Regions from separate parts of the Homo sapiens genome. Here all the other regions are linked to region 1. A link is a loop called in an ENCODE intact Hi-C map of the cell type or tissue named here. Cell type or tissue: A673. All regions are shown on one strand.

Region 1 (8,000 bases):
AGTTACCCAAGCAATTGCCACATTAACTTTTTAAACTCCAAAATGAGTTAGTATTTCGCTACTTTCTGGACATTGCTAGGACATGAGAACACTTTTATTCTATTTCCCCCATTTCATCTTTTGTACTATTATTATATATTTTCATTTTACATGTAGTCTAACTCTGGAAGACATTATTATTACTTTTATGAAGTCAACACTTACTTAGTGTATTAGTATGTTTTCACACTGCTATAAAGATACTACCTGAGACTGGGTAATTATAAAGGAAAGAAGTTTTTGTTGTTTGTTTGTTTTTACAGACAGAGTCTTGCCCTTTGCCCAGGCTGGAGTGCAGTGGTCCACTCTCGGCTCACTGCAACTTCCACCTCCCAGGCTCAAGTGTTTCTACTGCTTCAGCCTCCCAAGCAGCTGGGACTACAGACTCCTACCACCACACCAGGCTAATTTTTGTATTTTTAGTAAAGATGGGATTTCACCATGCTGCCCAGGCTGGCCTCGAACTCCTGATCTCAAGTGATCCGCCCACCTCAGCCTCCCAAAGTGCTGGGATTACAGGTGTGAGTCACCATGCCCAGCCAGAAAGAGGTTTAATTGACTCACAGTTCCCAGTGGGTAGAGAGGGCTCAGGAAACTTACAATCATGGTAGAAGGTGAAAGGGAAGCAAGGCACACCTTATATGGCAGCAGGAGAGGGAGAGAGTGTGAGGAAGTGCCACACTTCAAAACCATCAGCTCTCGTGAGAACTCACTCACTATCACTGGAACAGCATGGGGGAACCACCCCCATGATCCAGTCACCTCCCACCAGGTCCCTCCCTTGAACATGGGGTTTACAATTCAAGATGAAATTTGGGCTGGGATACAGAGCCAAACCATATCACTTAGTTTTCCCAAAATATTTAGTTTTTTATTCTTTTCTGTATTTTCTACTAATCTATGGATTATTTCCCTTCTGCCTGAAAAAAAGATTCTTTTTAATATTTCCTTTACTATGGGTCTGCTCTTACTGACTCTCTCAAGTTGAATTTGTCCCCTAATTTTTTAATTTTCACTTTTGAAAGATATTTTTACCAGACATGAGTACCAAGATACTTTTTCTATTTTAGCATTTTGAGGTGACAGTCATTGTCTTCTGTAAAAAGAATTTCAAGAAACCCCCAAAACCATAATTTTCATGAAAATGAACACATGACCACATGTCAAAGATTTCATTTAACTCATTAATTAATGAGAAAATCCATAAGAACTAAACAACAGGATTAAAGGAGGATTTGACTTATAGAGATCCATGAACTCTGCTTGACAACTTTTATTTGCTTTGTCATGAACAGGAATCATTTCCTGGCTACAGGTAAAATTATCAGAAACAGAGGCTCTGTGGTCTCTTGATGGAAATTCCTTCTCTAAATGTTGCTTCCAGATGTCTCTGATCTATTGGTCTTTTGGGCAGTTTCATACCCTGCTTTCTACCCCTCCCCATGCCAAAACTCCAAAGAAATTCTGAATCCTCTTTTGTGCTAGGTGCAGACCATGTGGCATTGTAGCCATGCTCTTAGCCTCCTCCTGTACCTGCACGATGGCACCAAGGCTCTCCAGGGCTATGCTAAATGTGGGTCATTCCTCAGCATCTTGCAATTTTCATGGTCTATGTTCTGTAAAGGGAAGAACGTGCCCTCTGCTTGTGAGTCCCTTAAATGTTTCTATCTTTGAACGTCTACCACCAGCACCACCCCCAGTTCTAGTTTTAATCATGAGGGAGGAAAATCAGATCACTCATATATAATCCTTTACTCTTAATTTTTTTCTCTTACTTTCCAGCATCTAGCAACAGTTATTTTCCTTCCCTTTGAGGCAGGAATTTTCTTTACATAATATACTATTCTTTGTATTCTGGGATCCATACTTTGTTCAATTCTTTGAACTCTGGGTCTTAATATGCAAAAATCTGACATTACTATGGATTTATAAATATCAAATTAGAAGGTGAGTGATGTTTTTCTATTGTTGATATAATTTTTATCTGAATTCCTATTCTTTGAAAGAAAAGGCTTCATGGTCTTCATGATGCACAGGATTCAAGAAAAGGAGAGAAATTTACCAGAAAAGTAAAATGCAATAGCAGACAACTCAAACACTACCTTAATATAAACAAATACATGCACCTATATTTTTAATTTGATAAATCTTATAGCATACTATTGGAGCCAGTCTTCAGGATGTTAAGAGGGATTATCACCTCATTCCCATTTCTAGAAAGGCTTTATATAAAGAATTGGCATAGAAAGAACCACAGTTGTGTTTAATAACTATTGTCATTTTTTTCAATACTAACCAGCACCTTTTGACAAACCTGCCAATATTTTAGAAAACCATATTTTGATGTACCTGATTGCCCTTTTTTGACAGTTCCTCAAAAAGTTTAACACAGAATTATCCTATGACCCAGGAATTCTACTCCTAGGTATACACCCAAGAAAAATGGAAACATATGTCTAATATAATCCTGTACACAAATATTTATAACAACATTACTCATAATAGAAAAAAAGATGGAAATAACCAAGTGCCCAGCAATGGATGAATAAACAATTGTGGTATATTCATATGACTTATTCAATCATAAAAGAAATGAAGTATTGATACATGCTACAATTTGGATGAATCTCAAAGACATTATGAGAGGTGTAAAAAGCCACACACAAGAAATCACATATTATGTGATTACTCTTATATACCCAGAATGGGCAAATCAATAGAGATAGAAAGTAGGTTAGGCTGGGCGTAGTGGCTCACACCTGTAATCCTAGCACTTTTGGAAGGCCAGGTGGGGAGGGTTGCCTGAGCTCAAGAGTTCCAGACAAGTCTGGGCAATATGGCAAAACTCCATCTCTACAAAAATTAGCCAGTTATAGTGGTGGGGGCCTGTGGTTCCAGCTACTTGGGAGGCTGTGGCGGGAGGATTCCTTGAGCCCAGGAGGTTGAGACTTCAATGAGCCTTGTTCCTGCCACTACACTCCAGCCTGGGCAACAGACCAAGACCCTGTCTCAAAAAATAAATAAATAAAATAAAAATAGATTAAAGGTTACTGGGGGTGGGAGGACAGCCGAATAGGAAGTGCTTACTTAATGGTTATGGGATTTTTTCTGGAGTAATAAAAACGTGAAACTACAGAAAGCTTGTACTTGCACATGTGGCTACAATAAATACTAATGAATTGTACACTTTAAAATGGTTATGTTATTTGAATTTCACACAAAGGTAGTTATGTGGGAAAAGTAAGTTATTATTGCAACCCTATCCACTAGAGGGCGATGCTTCCATTAAGAAACATGACTCGTAAATTCGGCTGGTGGAAGAAGGGCAGTTAGCCTTGCAAATACATTTTCTGCTTATTTTGCAACTATTTTAGGTGTAAAACAATTAAAGTAAATATCCACTTTGGAAACATTGCTGGAAAAATAATGTTTACATTTGAATGTGTCTCTTCAAGAAAAAACAGTTTGTGAAGCATTTGTACTGAGAAAAGATTTCTTTCCTTGGGCATAGATCTCATAGTGCAAAAATTAAACAAACATGAGCAAATTATGAACCTAAAGACATGGTTAATGGAAAGGATCTCAGCGACTAACATAAAACTGAATGAGCAAAGTGTTGAAGTATTCATATCAATAGAGAGTTTCAAGTAACTTTATCACTATAAGTACTTGAGAGTCTTGAAAGTGTTTATCCACATTTTCATGAGCACGGCAAAATTTGGTTGTCTAACTCAGCACGTGTCTTAAATTCTGTCTCTAATTCAGAAATAATTCATCACTTAGTAAAGCTACATTTCTTGAAGGTGCATCAGGAATAAAATAATTAACTCATCATATACCAGAGATCCTGTGGCCAAGGGTTTTAAGAGAGTAACACAGGAAGTGTCGTGCATGCTCATGTGTGGAACACTTATTTTCAGCTCCAAATTCACACAATAAGTTATTCTCCCTACAAAGGGAATGTGTTTCTGCCACTGTTCACAACAAAATTGCAAATGTAACAGAAAAATTAGCCAAGGAAAACATAGTCCCTAAAGTAAATCTGATCCAAAACAATCTGATTAAATCCATAGAATTATAGCATTGTAAAGTCATTCTTGGGTTATTTATAAAGTCAGCAGTCAGCATTTCCCAAGGCATACTAATAGGAAGCAAATCCTTGCTCAGGAGCCAGCTGATAAAGACTATAAAGCTTATCCTCGGAGCAAAACCAGAATGATGTCACTACTAAGTCCTCCATAAAATAAGAAGCAGGCGTTTTAGTGCAGGTAGTTTGGGGCAAGAATCAATACGTGGCTTGGGAAGAGAGTCCAAAAATCCAGAAACATAAGCTTAATCCTAGGCTTTTCTTTAGAAAGGTTTGGATGTATACCAGAACCTACTTTGTAGTCAATATAAGAAATCATATACTGTATATATTTTCTAAGGTGTCTCAGTTTATTCATTTTAAAAACAAACAAATGGATATCCTTTTGTCATCTTTATGACATAATCTTCAGATATTGTTATTTATTATAGCATACTGGTTTTCAATTGTTAAATAACCACACATGCAGAGGCCCAGACAACACATCCAGTATTTATTATCCTACAGTTTCTTTGGGTCAGGAGTCTGGGTACAGCTTACCCGGGCCCTCTTCTCAGTCTCACAAGGCTGCAATCACAATGTCAGCCAGGACTGGAAGCTCATCTGAACCTTGGAGTTCTCTTCCAAGTTTAAGCAGCTGATGGTAAAATTCGTTTCCATCAGCTTTAGAACCCATGGCAGTTAGTTTCTTCAAGACCCAGGAGAGTTTCACTGCATCAAGTCTTTGAGCTCAGGGAAGACCTAAACCCTCTTTTAAAAGGCTTATTTGATTTGGTCAGGCTATCCAGTATAATCTCCTTTAGACTGACTCAAAATCAAACTGTTTCAGCACCTTAATTACATTTGCAAAATCCCTTCACTTTTGTCGTATTCTATCAGCTGGAAGCAAGTCACACATTCTGCCCACATTCAAGTGGAGGGGAGTATAAGAGGGTAGTGGTCTAAGGTGAGTCGGCCACATGTAAAGATAGCTGGATTAGACGAAACCTGACTATCCTAATCAAAATTGTAATGGCTACACAGGACAGGCCAGGAAGAAAGCATCTTCTGCAACCCTCCCTTCATTATAGAGCAACAAGGCTTCTTTCTGTCCAGTGGCTACAAATATCACCCAAGCGAGTATTACCAGTCATCATACTTTATGCCTTCACACTAGCATACTCATTCATGTGTACTACAAATAAACTTATGTTTCCCCATCAGACAATGCCCTAAGCATTGAAAGTTAAAATGGTTTTTATCCATTTATGTATTCATTATTTGTGCCACTACAGGGAACGTTTGGGTTAGAAGCAAGCAGCCTGATTTTAAAAATTGAAATTAAATTTCTACCAGTACCTTAGTAGGAAAATCAAGTCGAAGTTATCTAGTCATAGTTTTGGCATGTCTCTTTTATTCAGGATATGAGGAATTGCTGGAGCTTTTTTCTTTTTTGCAGTTTATCCTATTAAACACACACACACACACACACACACACACACACACACACACAGAGCACAGTAAGTTAATTCCTACACCACTTAACTTTGCACATAACTGTTTTCTCAAGAAGGCACTGAAGTGAGCTGGCAACCATATATTAGTTACTGCGTTAGTGAAGAACAGTGGCTACTCCATACAATCCCAAGCATGAAAAGTCAGAACTTTGAAGAAAAAAAATCAAAAAAGCAAAACATAAAACTGAATTAAATTTAAGCCACAAAGCAATAAGGAAAAGTAACAAGTAAAAGAACATTCTTAAAAACAACGTTAAGCTTAAAGAGCCTTATGTGAGGCAGTAAAGATATTGCAGATATAGACATTGGAGAGAGCTTGCAAAAGTAACATTGCTGGAGGTTGGTTTTAAATCCTGCCTGCATGGTCTTGCATAATTTGTTAGTCCTGGGAGGGATGCACAACATTTGGAATAACCATTTGAAATGAAATTTAACTCTTACTTGAGGATCATTTGTAATAATGATTTAATGTGTTACCAGAAATGATAAAGTGACCAAGTCAATCAATCAGTGTTTGCTTAAGCCCAGTTACATGTCCGGTGTAATGCTAGACTGCAAAATATGGAGAAAGGGGTCCTTTCTCAATATTGAATGCTAGACTTTCTGCCAGAGACCAGAATTTGGTATGAACTAGTAATGAAGGTGTCAGAATATTGAAGAAGTCTTATCATCAAACACAAACCAATGAACATTTAAGTGTCCCATGGCACAATGACTTGTCACAAACGCTTTGTTGTATATTAAAACTTGAGTTTTTGTCTTTATACAAGTGAGAGAGCATCTGGGAATCTAAAGTGGTCACCTTTGGGATGGTCACTAACCAGAGAGACTCATTGCTTCTTGGCTCCTTTGGAAGACTTCAATGCCAGTTACTCATGAATAATCAGCCATTTGTGTCAAAATAGGGAGGGTACCAATGTATTGTTCCACCATGCCCATGCATAGAATAGTACCAAACATATAGCATGTATTCATTAAATATTGCTGCAAAGTTGAGGGAGTGAAAATCTGTTTATGAGCTTTCTGAAGTGTTTGGGACAACTTGGACTTTGTAGCAGTTTGTGCAGCCCTCATGCCTTTCCCATTAGAACTTTTCTCTGCCCCAAATCCCATAGCAGGGACAGTCAGCAGACATCCTTCCACTGTGTGACTGCACCTTACTGCTCACAGTTGATTGCAGCAGGGATGAAGACTGGACCCAAGCTGGTCAATCAGATTCTCTTCCTTAACTAACTGTTTGAACTAAAGACACAGAGACTGGGAATTGCAAGTTTAACTATGTAATAGCAGAGTTGAAAAAGCCTCTGTTTTTCCTGAGACCTGGTTCTTCAACGTTTCTTTGGATTCTGTGAAGTATCTCTTCTACAAATCCTTTTTTTCATTCTTTTTTTTTTTGTTTGCTTGGGTTTCTTTGAAAATTTTATTAATTTTCACCAAAGATGCCTCAAATAAGACCTCTGACATGCTTTTGGAAAGTGCTGGAGACTGAAGAAAGAAATGTGAGACATCTGTGCATGAATCAGCTTGTTTCTGTACTTTTCTCACTTCAAGCATAAAAATCTCTCAAACTTTAAGCTTTTAAGACATTGCAGTCTCCCCAGGAGGAAGCAATTTTAAACTCAGACAATTTTATTTTCTGAGAACTGGTTTTGTATAAATTCATTCAACCACTTACAACAGTGCCCCACCTGAAAATGAAAAGACCACAACATAAAATTTTCCATAAAAATAGGTTAAGGTAAAAGAAAGTGATGAGCGTATTGTAAGGCTCATGAAGAGATTTAGTAGCACTGATCATTTTGTTGAGCATTCAATATGTTTTCTATGTATAAGTCATAGTTTATAAACTCATTCTAGTTTGTTCAAAGATACAACAAAGATACATAACATTAAATGAACATATACATAGATTTTAAAAAATATGTTAATTGTACCATTTTTTGATTTTTCACAATACTTAAACCCTGAGGACCACAAAGAAGAAAGGGTTGCAAAATATCATTTTTTAAACTTTTTATTGAACCACATTATTTGTAAATTTCTATAACACTTTTTAAAAATGATATCTGAGACTACTTTTTACTTTTGTTTTCTTAGATATTTTTCATTTTACTTTTAAACATACTTAAAATATAAAAGACATATTTTAAACTATAGAAGACGTATATTTAAAGTATAACCTATGATAAAATTCACCTGCTTTAGAGAGTATATAATTGAATTGATTATATATGGCTAATTTTTGCTCTTCCTTGCTGAAAAAAAAAACGTAACTTGCAGCAGGCTAGAGAGGATAATTTAAAACTAACTGTTTGTTTTGGTGTTTTGAGTTATTACCATATTTGGTATTTAGCCATTGGGATAACAATTAACAATAT
Region 2 (8,000 bases), 380 kb after region 1:
AACTCAAGGGATCCTCCTGTCTCAGCCTCCCAACGTGCTGGGATTACAGCCATGAGCTACTGCGCCTAGCCTTTGTAATTCCAATTTTACTGACAGACAGGGAGAGTCAAAGAGATTAAGTGGCTTGGCCATGCCAGTTCAGTTTAAGACCAGCATTTTTCTAACTCTGTTCAAACTCAAGTTCAATGTAAAATCCTGAGCTTTTAACTGAAATTATCTAAAATAAAATGTTTAAGAGTCAAGAACTGATATCCTAAATAAAAGGCGATAAGAAAAAAAACTGAGGAAAAACCATAAAAACTACAAATAGCTTCCTATCATTGGGTAATATTTTACAAATAAATGATTTTTAAAAACTTTTCAAAGCACCATTTCAGTAATAAAGATTGAAAATAAGATTGTAGATCTTAAAATGGAAGATTAAGAGGTTGAGAACCTTACAGAGGCAGAGCCTAGAAGTAGGAAGATGATGTTTTGATCTTTTCAGACTATTTCTGAAGGGATTAATCTTCTCTTATCAACCCTGATCACTTAAAGATTCCAACATTGATGGGATTTTCATTATGACTTTTCTGTACTTTGCTGTTAATGTGCAATATTAGGCTTCCATTAATGCTGAATGACACTCAACACTAAGCATCTCCATCAGCTGTCTTCAATTCTGGATATACATTAGTGAAAAGCTCTTAAAAAAATAAAGTGCCTTAGGCTTCACCTCTGATTTAATTGATGTGGGGGCAGGGCATATACTCTGCTTTTGTTGTTACTTTAAGCTCTCCAGATAATTCTAACAAGCAGCAAGGGTTAAGAATTACTTGTCTAGATCACAATATTTTGGGCAAATCAAAACTAGCATCTGATAAGGGTTGTATCTGTCCAAAGGCAACCACATTACTAATTTCTAATAAGCCAAAGATGGGTGTTTCAAAATAGATTCTTGATGTAAATGAATAGAAGTTATTTAGACATGGAGATACACGATAAAATCCAAGGCAAGAATGACCCACAGTTTTCCAAAAAGACTCAGGGATTTACGCTGATATAAATGAGGCACTGAGGTTTTACTGCAAATTATGTTTCTGTAAAATAATTTTATAAATATTTTATTCCAATCATAAAAATGGGAAAATTGATACCTGAACAATAAAAGACATAAGCCAAAAGATACACAATAAATAAATGAGTAAAATGAAACCAGGATTTTTAATGCCTTTTTCCGGGAATAATGCCATGTTCCTTGTCAGTACTACCTGCCAAATTGGAAGCCCTACGTAAAAACAGCTCGTGAAACAAAACAAATCTCTCCTACAGTCAACTTCCAGTTGGACTCAGAAGTTTGAGAATTGATAAGAAAAAAATCAGCACAACAGCAAACTCAGGATATAACATGTCATATTTGCACATTAGAAATGATTAGCAGATAAAGGGTTTGTTCTTCTTGTACTCTTTCTAAAACCTTTAAACACACCTATCCAAGATGGCTATTTGCTAATTACCAAAGATCAGATTCACAGAGGAAGAGAAGTCAAAAATCATGAAATAGTTTTTAAAAACTAAAAAAAAAGAAAAAAAAGAAAAGAAAAATTCAGAGATCTTCTAAATTCTAAATTCTTATGAATTCCTAAGAGTGAAATTCAGAGACCTGGTTTTAAAAAGTTATTAATCTGTAACCTGGTATATATGTAGCCATTGCAAAAAGTCATTAATAAAAATATTCATAAAGTGAAAAGCTAAAGCAATATACACAATTTTAACTGGTTGTGACACTCGCTATGTTAAAATCAATGGATTATTCTCAGGGGTAAAAATATGCTTCCATCTGAAATCTTACAAATTTAAAATAATCTAACTAACAAGTGGTAGCTTCCAGTTATCTAGACTACAGCTTCTCAAACTTTAAAGTGACTATGAATCACCTGGGGATCTTGTTTAAACACAAATTGAGAAGGGAAAATATCAAGGTAAGATCCATCATGATTGTCCCTCTAGGTGAAGAAGCATAGGTTGCAGAAATATTAGTTGTTCATTTAACCTAAAAATTCCAACTGTAGCAATTTTCTGAAGTAGTGGAAAGCAGAACATTATAATTTTACATGAAAGTAACATTTAATGAAATAAGAAGATAGTGGTTCCTCTCACTTCTTGTTTCCATGTTTGTGACAATAAACCATTACAACTCCAGAAGTTTAAAGTCTGGTTCCTGATGAATTTAATTGCTGTGATGTCTAATTTGGTATACAAAACTTCCTTACTACTGAGTTAAGGCATGCTGTAAAGAGTTAGGGGTAACCACACTAAGCAGAAAAAAAACAAAATTACATCCCAATATCCTAATATAGATTATAGATTAAGAAAAGTACACTATTGTGAATTATTATAAAACTCATTGGATCTTTGCCACACATTATCTATCATCTGTATTTCCTAATTGAATTCAAAACAAAACAAAGAAAAACAAAATTTAAAGACCTTGCCCTGATAATAAACCTTTAAGTGCTTGGGTAGAAGTTTTATTATGTGCCCCTCATCTACTGGTTAAAGTGTTAGGGAACAGAGGAGTGGCAGAAAGTCATTTCTGCTTGCATTTATTGGTGGGTCAAATCTCATGGTGTTTTGCTGCTGTAGTTTGTTAGTTTTGATTATGTTTAAGTTCATGTTTACATTCTTGGCAGCATTTCTTCTGAGCAGGAAGTGGCATGTGGATGTATGACAAGAGACAAACACTGATGCAAAGCAAACTGCATGAAGACAGCCACATTCTGTCTCAGAGGGGGCAGCAGTAGACATACCTCAAAGATCTCAGCTAAAGGCAAAGTAGAGTTACTCTGGGTGGCTGGGCAATGCCACCAGTGGATGACTAAACTACTTGCAATTGTTATAAACTAAGAACAGCTTTCTGAACCAAGATATCTGCAGGCTGTGAGACAAAAAGCTCAGTGACAGAGTTAACCATCAGCAACCGTGAGGCACAGGTTTCAATACTGAGAAGGACAGGGTCAGACATCCAACTTCTCAGCTACCCCTGGTCAGGTAGACATCTCCCTCATCGTCATCTCTGAATGTGAAAGGTTGCTGATAGAATCTTGATTTGTGAGCTAGCCAACTCTATCTTGACAGTTTGACACAAACAAGTAATTATGATACTACATTATCTGTCAAGGGAGTCACAAACTCAGGGGCTCACATGCTCTTTCCTGCCACATCTACACCTGTGAATGACTTTTACATTACATATGAAAGATATGCATTGATTACTTATGGCATACTACAGAGTAGAGGAATTCTGAGGAGTGATTTAGGTGGATCCAGAGATTATTCATGTAACTGGTATTCCCTGCCCCCCAGGTAGAGGCACTGCATTTTAAAACATTTGTCCATCTATTTACCTTGTAAACATAGTTGTTGGCTTTTGGATTAGTAAGGAGATAGAAACCACATGCTAATTTGAACAGAGAAAGTTTAATACAATCTGGTATTAAAAGAGGATTGGAGTAACAGGAAATTGCCTAGTGGGAGTTAAGGAGAATTCTAAAGAATACAGGAGTTGTAAATACAGTATAAGGGGCAACCACTCCCCCTATGGCTGAAATAAGTGTTCAAGGAAGGGCTCTCCTCTCACCAGGGCTGAGATCCAGAGATGTCTATGGAGATGCCCTAGCTTTGACTACCTGGTAAAAAGTCATAGAAGTACTTCATTCATGGGACTTACCAGAAATCTGCCCCTGAAGTTCCAGAAGAGGCCATTCACAGCCGGGGGACAGAACCCTAGAACTAGCTAGGTGCTGAGGAAAACTGCTGGCTGCTGAGGGAATCTGGAATCACAGAGGTTGTCCCCTGCAGGAGTTTAGTGAACTTTCATGTGCCACACAGGTAACAACGGCTCTGGGCTGGCTGCCTGGGACAAAGGTTGGGCAGCTGGCTCCCTAGACACCCAGTCTTGTGGGGCCCCGAGTTTGGCATGTGTGGATCTGAGGAGAGAGTTTGGGGAGCAGTGACTTAGGTGACAGAGCAGGTCCATGGTGTCTGTGTCTCAAGGGTACACCACTGCTGCCTAAATCAAGCTCTAAAGAAAGTGCAGTGTGTGGGGAACACCAACTCTAGAAAAAGCTGTGTTCTGCAGATACCTAGTACTGGAGAAAATCATACTGGGGAGTGAGCAGTGGAGGAAAACTATGCTCAAAAGGAGCTTAGCCAGTGAGCATCACAGAAACCAGAAAGAGAAGCCTCAGCCACTTCAGTGTCCCTCCAGTGCCCTCTACTGACAAGGCTTAACATTGTACGAGCCAGCAAAAAAGAAATTTACAAGGCCCAGCTCCATTATTACAGAGCAGGCTAATACAGTAAATTTGGAACTAAGAGACAGTAAACTGATAAGCAGCAAAGTCTACACTTTTCACTACTCAGCTTCCACATGCACCCTCTCCCACACACTGAAACTCCTGTACAATAACAACACAATTCTATATTTCACCTAACAAAGTCTAACTGTCCTTCTTTATAAGTGAAGAAGTTCTATCTCCTCAAAAACGAGAGACATAGAGTCCTAACAGCTATTGTAGTCATTGCTGTGACTCTGAGTTACTCCTTAAATTCTGTCACAGTCCCACTAAATATTCTGTTACCTAAATTGGAAAGTTGATCTCCAACGGCTTCTATTTAACATTTTTAAAATGAAAATGAGAGAAGAAAATTGTTAACATATACAAAAAAAACCTAGATATAAGAGGCAAAGAAAAAATGTGCATTGAACCTGAGAAAGCTGATTGAAAAAAAATTTTTAAAGAAAAAATACGCAAACCTACAATAATCCTCACTTACATAATTGGCTGCGAGGCCATAATGAATATCTATGGCTTCTTTCTTACACTAACTACTACTCTGTATTCACCATGCCCTTAAGCATTCTAGGAGTCCACAGATGTTGGTGATGTCAAGGAAGGGCAAATCCATATGTAGAATACTTGTCTATTCTAGTGAGGAGAAGTCTCTGCCCCCTCAATGAAGGAAGAAATCCAGTATAATGAACCTGCCACCCAGAGGCTGGCTGATCCCCGCAGGGGCTCAATGCTGGATTCTGCAGATTAGGAACTCAGCAGCAGCGCTATCCCAGTCAACTTTACAAAGGGGAAGCCATGTTGCTGAGCCCATGCATACACAGCTCCAGTCTTGCCACCAAGACTCCTGTTTATGGGCCCACTGAGACAGCTGGAGAGATAGGCTGACTGACATGCAGAATGTGTCATTTTGTCCACTTGATTATTAAGAGCCTCCTCTGCAATGGATGTGCTTTTGTGGGCACTCAGAGGGGATACAAATTCTTTCAGGGTCTTTTCATTTTGAAAGGTTCATTCACATACCTCTTCCTCAAACTAACTACCTTGTCACCAATCTTCCAATCCTGTTCCTTCCAACTCTGACCATAAAAACCATTAACAACTACCCATCGATGACCAATATAGATCTGTATTTCTAGGCATGTCTCATTCCCAACATGGTGGACAACCATATTTACTGTTCAAATCTCTGCCTACAGAAAAGTTTTCCTTATCCAGTATTATTCACAGTTACTCACGAGTAGGGCTATAGTGCTACACAGTCATTAATCTTGGGTAGTACTAGTGTTTTGTTCAGATTCATCTGCAAATCAGGTTTGAGGGGTTTTTTTGTTGTTGTTGTTGTTGTTGTTGTTGTTGTTTTTTCTTCTAACAAATGGACTAAGGGAATCGCCAAGAAGCCACAGGCATGAGTTGAAAGAGACAAGGCAATGCCATTAGAGTTGCTACCAAAGAAGTCTGAGTCCCTGGTTCATGCAACTTATTTGTCCTATCCAGATCTGCTCTAGTTCTGTCTCATGTACTATTTCCACTCAATGATATATTGCTGTTGTACATCGCTAACCTTATGGAAAGATAGGTCAGATTTTACCCAGATAATGATGGGAAACTTGGTCCACATGATAACCTGACACTCCATAATTATGCATTCAATATCTACCTAGTAGCAAGTCAGAAGGTGTTTATCAAAAAGTAAACAGTTATCTGAAGAAAATATTTATTTCAAAACCCTAGATGTCTGTATTGTGATTCTGCTATTGGCACTTTCCAGAGGCTCCATAGAGCATTCCTCTTTGGCACAGATACCAAGAGAGTCGTTGAGTTTGCTAGATCATAAAGCTGAAGTGGTAGCATAGCCTGTACTGCTGGGCTTGCTGCAGAGCCTTCTTCTACTTTGATCATCATTAAAAACTGGCAGCCTTATGAGTTACTCTGTAAACAGGTTGAGGTAGCATATTCAAATGTTGTAAATGTTGCCCCCAAATTCAAAAATGACTATTGAGGCTGGGTGCAGTGGCTCATGCCTGTAATTACAGCACTACTGAGGTAGGCGAATTGCTTGAGCCCAGGAGTGCAAGACCAGCCTGGGTAATATGGCAAAACCCCATCTCCACAAAAAAAATACATAAATTAGCCGGGTGTGGTGGAGCTCACCTATGGTCCCAGTTACTCAAGAGGCTGAGGTAAGAACATTGCTTGAGCCCAGGAGGCAGAGGTTGCAGTGACCCCCAGATCCCACCACTGCGTTCCATCCTGGGCAACAGAATGATACTCCCTCTCAAAAAAGAAAAAAAAAAAAAGCCTATCGAGCATAGTGGCTACTGAATGCCCAGAAGTTTTGCTGAATTTTTGTGGGGCTGATTTATCACCTTCTAATTCTTATATGCTCTACAAGGATATCTAAAGTATTTGCTACTTTCTTCTCATCAGAGACAATCAGCATATTATCATCAATGTAGTGGATCAGTGTGATGACTTGTGAAATGTTACGATGATTAAGATTAAGAATTGATCTAGCCCTGAGGCAAGACTGTGAAGCCATATTGTTGGCTCTGCTAGATAAAAACAAATTGTTTTTGGTGGTCCTTGTAAATTGGCAGAAAAAGATATTAACTAAGTCAATAGCTACATACCAAATGCCAGGGGCCATGTGGTTTGATAAAGATATTACATCTGGGTCAGCAACTACATTTGGAGTCACCCAATAATTAAGTTTAGGGGAGTCTACAGCCATTCTCTAAGATCCATTTAACTTCTGCCGAGGCAAAATAAGTGAGCTAAGTGGGGATGTGATAGATATCACAAGTCTTATTTCAAATCTTTGATAGTGACATCAATCTTGAGAGTTTCCTCAGGGATATGTTATTACTTCTGATTTACTATCTTTGAAGAAAGGGGAAATTCTAAAGCCTTCTACTCAGCTCTCCTATCACATGGTCCTCTCTCTATGGGTTAGCAGGGGTGTCCAATCTTTGGGTTTCCCTGGGCCACATTAGAAGAAGAAGGATTGTCTTGGGCCACACATAAAACACACTAACACGATAGCTGATGAGCTGGGGGAAAAAAAAGAATTACAAAAAAAAAAAAAATCTCATAATGTTTTAAGACAGTTTACAAATTTGCGTTGGGCCACATTCAAAGCCATCCAGGGTCGCATGTGGCCCATGGGCCACAGGTTAAACAAGCTTGGTTTAGAGAGTCAATATAGAGATTCTGCCAGTTACCCAGTATGTCTATTCCAATTATTCATTAAAGAACTGGGGAAATAAGCACAGGCTAGATCTGCTGACCCCCTGGACCCACTATGAGTACAACTGGAGCTAAGACTCCATTTGTTACCTGAGCACTTTTAAGTCTCCACTTTGAACAGTTGGCCACAGTATTTTTGGGTCCCCCTAGGAATTAGTATGAAAGGTCTGATTATTTCCTTTTCCCCAAAGCATAGTCTCTGGTAAATGGCTACAGGTCCCTTTGGGGAAAAGCTCTGGGAGTGTGAATTGACTTAGGTCTGAAAACTGAGTGAGATGCTGTGACTCTTGATTGCAGCAACTAAAGTTAACTTTTTTGCTACCAGAGCTAGAGATTTTCCTATTATATAGATGAAGGGATGCTATAGTACTGCTTACGTATTTCATTCATTAGCTACCACTAGGCATATACCAAAGA
Region 3 (8,000 bases), 68 kb after region 1:
CCATTTCTTTATCTTCCATCTGTTTTTCCAACCACCGCAGTCATCCTGCCCTACCCCAACCACTCCACTGAAACTGTTCACTGTCAGTTCACCAAGAACCAAATTGCAAATTTCATAGGTAACAACAATGTTTCTAAAATTTGAGTGTGCTTGTGGATCTTGTTACAATGCAGATTGTGATTCAGTTTACTGGGGTGGGGCCTGAGATTCTGCATTAGAACCAGCTCCCATGAGATGTCTAAGCTGGAATCAGTGGACTGCACTTTGAATAGCAAGGCATTAGCCCTCACCATAATCGTTCACCTTCCTGAAATTCTCTACTCCTTTGGGTTTTGCTACACCATTCTCTCCTGGCTTCCCTCCTCGCTAACTGTTCCTCCTAAGCATCTTTTCTTCATTCTGCTTTCTGCTTGTTCTTTAAAGGTAAGTAAATTCCCTGAGTTTCATTCTCAACTTATTTCTCCTCTTCCTAGAGTGATGATTCTCAAACTTTAGTGTACAAAGGAAGTCAGCTGAAAAATGTTATCAAAATGGAGCTCCCTAAGCTTCATTCCAAAGGTTCTGATTCAGTAGGTATGGGGTGGAGTCTCTTAGTCAGCATTTTTAATTCTGCTAAAGATGTTTTTCTTTTTTAAAAAATAAATGTATATAAATATGGCATACGTAACCTCATATTGTCTTAATTAAACACGATGTATGTCATAACCTCATATTATCTTAAACACAATATTTATATATATTTAATTAGTAAAAGTTTGCTATAGTGAAGCAAACTAACATATCCATCATTTCATATAGCTATACTTTTTTGTTGTTTTTGTGGTAAGAGTAGCTAACATCTACTTATTTTACATGAAACCCATAGTACAATTTCATTACCTGTAGTCCTCATGTTGTACATTAGATCTCTAGACTTGTTCATCATATATATATATATATACACACATATACACACACACATACATATATATATATATATATATGCTTCTTTGTATCCTCTGACCTACATCTTCCCATACCCCCAGTCCCTGCCTCTGGTAATCACTGTTTTGTTCTCTATCTCTATATATTTGATTTTTTTTTTTACAAAGATTCTGCATATAAGTGAGACCAGGCAATATTTCTGTGTCTGGATTATAGCACATAGCATAATGTCCTCCAGGCTCATCTACATAGTGGCAAAAAGCAAGATCTATTTTTTAGGACTGAATAATATTCCATTGTGTATTTGTACCACATTTTTATCCCCTTGTCCATCAATGAATGCTTAAGTTGTTTCCATATGTTGGCTATTGTGAATAATGCTGCAATGAACATGGTAATACAGATATCTTTACAAAGTTGTGATTCCACTTCTGAGTATATGCCCAGAAGAGAGATTGCTAGATCATATGGTAGTTCTATTTTTAATTTTTTTACAATCATCCATACTGTTTTTCATAATGCTGTAGCAGTTGACATTCCCACCAACAGTGTACAAGAGTACTCTTTTCTCTACACTCTCTCCAACATTTATCTGCAGACATTTTGATAACAGCCGTCCTAATAAATATGAGGTGGTATTTCTTAGTAATTTTGATTTACATTGCCCTGAGGATTGGTGATGCTGAGCATATTTTCATAAACCTGTTGTCCATTTTTATGTCTTCTTTGGAGAAATGTCTATTTGGGCCTTTTGTCCATTTTGTATTGGGTTTGTTTTTCCACTGTTAAGTTTTATGAGTTCTTTATAAAATTTTTATATTAAACCCTTAGGGTGCTCATTTATTTTCATTACTTTAACCGAACCCTAGATGCTGGGGGTTCCAAATTGAACCTACATCCCAGCCTTATTTATGAGTTTAACTGACTATTTAATATTTTAATCTGGATATCCAAAAAGTTCAAAACGTTCAAATTAATTTTGTTATTTTGTTCCCAAATCTCTAAATCTCTCTTTTTTTTTTTTTTCTGAGACAATGGCATCATCATCTAAACAGAAGAAATCTGGTTAGAATTTGTGCCCTGCAAATACTTGCCTACAAGTCTCTGTCTACAATCACACTTGACATATAAATCACCTGGGAGAGCTTGCTAAAAATGCTGAGTCAGAAACTCCTCAAATGCTTATTCATTAAATCTGGAGGAGGCCCATGAACCTGCATTTTTAATGAATCTTCCCCTAGTGGTTCTGATGAAGATGGCCCCGAACAACTATTTCTAAAAATGCTGTCTGTCCTAGGGATTCCTCCAGTTATTCCTAGCAATAGGACCACAAAGGCTTTGAAAGCATTTTTCACAACAGAGGACTTGGCGGTGGGAATAAGCGATAGTTTAGTCTTCCCCATAATCTTTAGCAGAGCCTCCCAAAGCTACTCTAAATAACAGTGCAAACTAAGCAAAATCAGTGCACTCCTATCTAAAGTTAGTATCAGTTTAAGTCACCAGCCATTCCTTTCCTAACAATATTGACACCCCAAGCCCTTCCTGTACAGATATTCCTGGACTAATGATTTGCCACCATGCCAGTAACTCTTAAAGAATGCTTGCTTGCCCTTCCCTCTAATTTTACTCCCTTTGGCCTTATTCCCATGAGGACACATTACTGATTTAAGAAATTGAAGAGCAAGGCTTATAAATACCTCAAGTAGCCAGTACATACCTCTATAGTGGTGATATCTACTGTATATGTCTTTCTAAGGAAATTTTTCAGACCACCTCCACTAGAGGAAGCTCAATTGAGAGAATTTTTATCATAAAGATCCCTGGTTTGTATTACAGTATTTTAAAAATTAAACTGTTTGAAACTGGATGAATTTGCTTTATTGCCTTAAAAAATCCTAATTTGGTGTTTTCTTTAACTGTCCTTTAATGCATGTTATGCCTCTAGGTTCAGAAGTGAAATGATTTTTGTTTAAGTTTATTAGAATAAAATTGGAGTTCAGCTGGTCACTTTGAGGCATGGCAACCAAGTGACTGATCTCTTTTTAATCTTTAATAAGTTCCATTATTCACAAATTGATGGCATTTAAGGAATCTGAAGTAATGCAAACCACATAACTGTGAAATATTTGAATATTCTAATGCTCAGAATGAAATATTTTTCATACTGATTAGGCCTCGAAACTGCGTTTGAATGAAAACATTGTCAAACAGAGGTTGTAGTGCAAATAATATAAAACATAAGTATAAAGGGTGTTGATTCATTTTAATTCTATCTCTTTGCAAACTGAATATGCAAAATGTCATCTTGATGTTCAGTCTCCCTCCTCTGTCTGCATATCAAAATGTATAATGAGGAGGTACACTTTTTTCACTGAGAAAAATCAGTGGGAACTAAAAAACAGGCAATTTACCTAGGTTTTACTATGAGCATTTTGCTTTGATTTCAGGTAGGTGAGGCATTGATTAACTTTATTTTTCTAAATCCAAAGCAAGACTTTTTACTTCAGCTGAGGTCATCTGCAGACATTTTCCATAGTTGGGAGCTATTTTTTGAAATATCTTGCATCTCTGCTTTTCTCTCCATATTTCTTTTCTCCACTCGCTTCCTCTCTCCCAGCTGCAGGGATTCGTCCTCTAAAAGAGTGGAGGTGGGAGGGAACAAGAAATGGAAGCAAAGCAGGGAGCATGAGCTAGAGAATGCCAGGATCTGGCTTTTGTTATTGGTTGGCTGCCGCCTGATGGATAGACGAGGGAGGAGTGTACTCTCTTCAGTGTGTTCTGACGGAGCCGAAGTACAGAAACCATATTTACAGGTAAGAGCGAAAAATAAAAAAAAAGAAAAGAGAATTCTTTTTTTCTTTAAAAGAGAATGCTTCTTAATTTTTACGGAAACAATTTTATAGTAGGAAAATTATTCTGAGGACATTTTCTGAAAGTGTGTCCCTTTTATTACTTGAGGAAGCTTTGCAATGAGCTTGCTGTTCTTTCTCTCTGCAAAATCCTTAGCTGATTAAAAACAAAACAAAACAATCACCAGAGGCATGTCTTATCCTAAATAACTTTCTATGCAAGTGTCACTGAAGCAAAATTAATAGATAAAATGAATCATCATGTGTCTCTTCAAAAATGTTTAATTCAAGCTTGTTACTAGGAATCGCAGGAAGGATGAGAAAACCTCGGTAAATTCCACAGGTCCTGAGAAAATGGAGCCTTCTGTGAATATACAATATAAAATTTCATGTGATGGCTTTTAATATTGACAATACAGTAAAAGGCTTAGGAAAACTATTTTTGCAGGTTGTAGACTCTTTTAGCATTAATTTAGAATGAATGATTTGTGTGCATTTAAGCCCTGTTATTTAACTTACTCCTCTTGATAAATCTCATGTTGTTCAATATTTGCATTATTTTATTCAGCAAACTTTAAGCTTATGTGATAATTAAACAATGGTTTGTCTCTACTTGTTAACTTACATGGAGCCATTTTTATTTTAAAGCACAGAAACCTAATTTTGAAAGATTAAACATTGCTGTAAAAAATAGCATCTTAACAGTCATGTTTCATGGGTAGTTTAATTTATCAGTCAAACACATCTAGATAAGAATTCCATCAGAGCATTTATATTGTTGATAATATCTCTAGGCAATTTTTTTTTAGCAACTTTACTAGGTGCTTGTATCTCCTAATATGGTCCTTTATATTGCCTTAGGGAAAAAAGGGACAAGTTCTAAGTATGTAGAATAAATAACACACTTGCAGTAAAAACATACAAAAAAACTGAACTCCCAGTCACTTAATTCTTTACTTTAATTCATAAATACAGGTCATTTAACGGTGGTAGAACCTCATTAAAATTGAACTTTCAAGAATTATGACTGACTTCAGTACACTGGCCATCGATTAATACCTGTTGATTATAATAATAAAATAAAAGTCTTTCAATGAGGTAAATAATTTGTTCCTACATATTTTAATACCTTTTTGAATGAATCAAAACTAATAGGAATGACTATATAATTTCTAAATATTTTTTGCTATTGTTTTTCTTTTTGTTTATTGTTTTTCAAATTTTTTTATTTATTGTACTTTTTTTGTTTGAGAGATTTTGTCTTTGAATAAACAGACACAAATATAATAGTTCTTGGAAAATTAAAATGAGTGAGAAAATTGCTGAATATTAGTATGGATTATCTAAATGAATTGAGAATTACCTTAAATTTCCTAAAAGTACTAAATATAGTTAATAACATGTTTATATGGTTAAGTGTCATAATGAACCAAGTAAATATTCTGGTATGGTTGATTTTGAACTGTTTCTGGATTTCAAAAATTATTACATAATACTGAAATTTTGGCATGTTTCTAATTATTGATGGATCTTTCCGATTTTGTTTTTTTAAGCAAAACAATGGTTGAAATTAATCCACCCCTCACCCCAAGATTGAAATTCAAGGTGATATATAAGACCAGATATTCATCTCCTAAAATGTATTAGAGGAAATAAATCAATGCAGCTATATTTTTTAGAAATTATAAATTCTGAGTAAAGCTACCTCCAGGAATGAAGGGGAATTGATGAAAATTAGAGAGCAGAGTTCCACATGGTTTTAAATTATTCTGTTTCCTTGGAAACCAGCTGCTGCAGATGCATTTTGCTTTCTTTGGCTAAAAATATCACCCTTTTAATAATCACTAAGGGAGAGGACTGAATAAAACCAGAGTATATTGTTGCTGCTTTTTATAATTTCCTTAATGGTTCACATATTTTGGATGAAAAGTAGATAAACCCTTTCTCAATCAGCATTTCCTATCAGCCACTGGCAGACGTCTGCAAGTCTTATAAAAATGAGACAACTGGGGTAGCTTTTACTGCAGAGTCCACAGGAAGAGATAGAGAGAGAGAGAGAATGTGTGCTGGAGTGGAGACAAGAGAGAAAAAAAAAGCATGAAAGAAAACAGTTAAGAGGTTACTGTCCAAGTGAAGGATGAAACAAGGCAAATGAAAACCATGTAAGGCTTTCAGTGAGAAATGGGAAGGCATCACCATTTTTTTTTCCTTTGGTACAAACATTTTTAAGATTTAAATGTAGGTTTTTAATGGAGCTCACTATATACAGCTTTGTCCCCTTTTCACAACACTCTTTCCTTTTTCTCTTTATGTTTGCAGTGGTTTGCAATATAATGAATAATACAATAAATTAAGAAGTATTTTTTAATGTATCAATCACTTTAATCATAAAGAGAGAAGCTTGGTATATGTCCAGGCTATGGATAGTGAGGAGCATTCAATACACATTTTGACATTAGAATAAGAATTTTTTAAACTTAACGTCCAAACCATGTTTCATTAATGCAATTATTTCCTTACCTTTGTAATCTATTTAATATGTATAAAAAATTACACATTCCAACAACCTAAAAGCTATTTGTGTTAATGTTAAGGTAATTAATTTAAAATTTAATATAAATCACTGTAAATGCACATATATCCTTTTTGCTTTATTTGAAACATTTTTGCTTTCTTTGAAAATAAACATTACTTTTATGTAGCTTTTCTCTATACAAAAAAAAATCACAATTATCATCATATTCTACCCTAGGCAATTCCTTAATTTAAAACATTTTTATTATAAAATTACATGCTTCAAAGGCAGCACTGTCATCCCATACACCATTTTTTTCAAATCTCTCAGCTATTTGTTAAGAGGAAAAATCATCATAAAGCTGTTAACAGCTTTCCTATTATTTTTGTTATAATTCAGATGAGATTCCTAACTCTTATTTTCTCTTTACAACTCATTTAAATATTTGTGACATATCATACTTTATTTTCATAATATTAACCTTAGTCTATTAGATTCAATGTTAGCAATGTAGCAAATAAAGCACCACATGCTTAAACTACGTGTTAAAATATTTAATATGTAGCCAACATATTATTTAAAGTTAAATTAATTTGGCATGTCAGTACGTTATTTTCAAAAAAAGCTAAGATGGTGGGAAGTATTTTGTTTTTATCAATTAACACGAGCAAAGCACTTCAGTGACAGCACTTTCAGCATAAACACTGATGACATTAAAAAGCAAGCTAACAACAAATCAGATAGACTAGTAAATGGATTATGTGACCTGTGTAGACAACCCCTATTTAAGGCACAACCAAAATTATCAATGCTTGTCAAGATCCTGAAGAGAATGCATTTCGTAGGCTTACTCTCAACTACAGATAATTTAAAAATACAGTTTGTTAGTCATTTCTACTTACTGCTTCATGCTTCTTTCTTTGCTAAACGTAGCTTGCCAGAATTGTGGGTGGGTTTTCATGGCCTCTTAAAGTCTCACAAAATATACTAAAGAAAACAAAATACTTAATTACTTCCCCTATAATATAAGTAGACAACTTTACATCTGTAATGGAAATATGCTAGTTTGGCAAATAACCTCTTATTGCTGGAAATGGAGGGGTGGCATTTACAAGAAATGGAAATAACATGAGAGTAAGAAAGCTTGGGTCAGATTTAATAATATTCAAATTGTGCTGTATACATAAACTAATCCAGTCAAATGAAAAAATTACATTAACATTTGTACTATAGTACATCACAACTCAAAGGTATTATTAATCAGATGTTATTTTTGACTAATATATTTAATACCTGATAGTTTAATACAGGGCTTATACAGATATTAAAAGGGGGTTGGTTCAAAGCAGCATTATTGCTTTTTAATTATGATTTGGTATGAAGAAGCAAGGAATGGATTTATCAAGCTAATTGTCACATTTGGATATTTCACATATCTCAATGAATCAGTTGGGCAGATCATTTGATTTCTCTGTCAATTGCTTAGATTTCAGATATTATAATGGCCTAAATTGTTTGAGCTGAAAACTGTTGAATATGCATGCCCTGAGAAAACACTCAATATAACTTGTAAGGTATTTAATTCAAGATTATAACGATCTAGATAAATATCAGTGCTATTTCTATGAACTACGTATAGTAAGGAAATCACTTTGATACGAGATCAACTTCATGATCAACTTCATGATCTCATATCATGGCCTGAAAAGAAG

Evidence for each region. A loop is a pair of places that touch in the nucleus more often than their neighbours do. Peaks named below come from ENCODE experiments on the same cell type or tissue, not always from the same donor. Only the 100,000 strongest peaks of a DNase experiment are listed, where the experiment ranks them.
Region 2: it touches region 1 in a loop (6-fold over the local background); 12 of 110 quality-filtered maps call a loop at or near these places.
Region 3: a loop joins it to region 1, with 2.5 times the contacts of the local background. A loop is called at or near these places in 6 of 110 quality-filtered maps.

What each region holds. Positions count from the first base shown.
Region 1 is chr2:165,398,173-165,406,172 of GRCh38, forward strand. No RefSeq gene overlaps it. Among named protein-coding and RNA genes, the nearest start is that of CSRNP3, 68 kb to the right of the region's middle. In A673, a CTCF peak has its summit at 3,310 (motif pointing right); DNase peaks (open chromatin) are centred at 3,329, 3,889 and 4,189; H3K4me3 peaks cover 846 bases; H3K27ac peaks cover 3,289 bases.
Region 2 is chr2:165,774,984-165,782,983 of GRCh38, forward strand. All of the region lies in intron 1 of GALNT3 (polypeptide N-acetylgalactosaminyltransferase 3), which reads right to left. Among named protein-coding and RNA genes, the nearest start is that of GALNT3, 15 kb to the right of the region's middle. In A673, a CTCF peak has its summit at 4,264 (motif pointing left); a DNase peak (open chromatin) is centred at 4,228.
Region 3 is chr2:165,466,004-165,474,003 of GRCh38, forward strand. CSRNP3 (cysteine and serine rich nuclear protein 3) reads left to right here and starts at 3,695. Exons shown (of 7, transcript NM_001172173.2): 1 at 3,695-3,737. In A673, no CTCF peak of the experiment used is centred here; DNase peaks (open chromatin) are centred at 3,618 and 5,748; H3K4me3 peaks cover 4,600 bases; H3K27ac peaks cover 4,888 bases.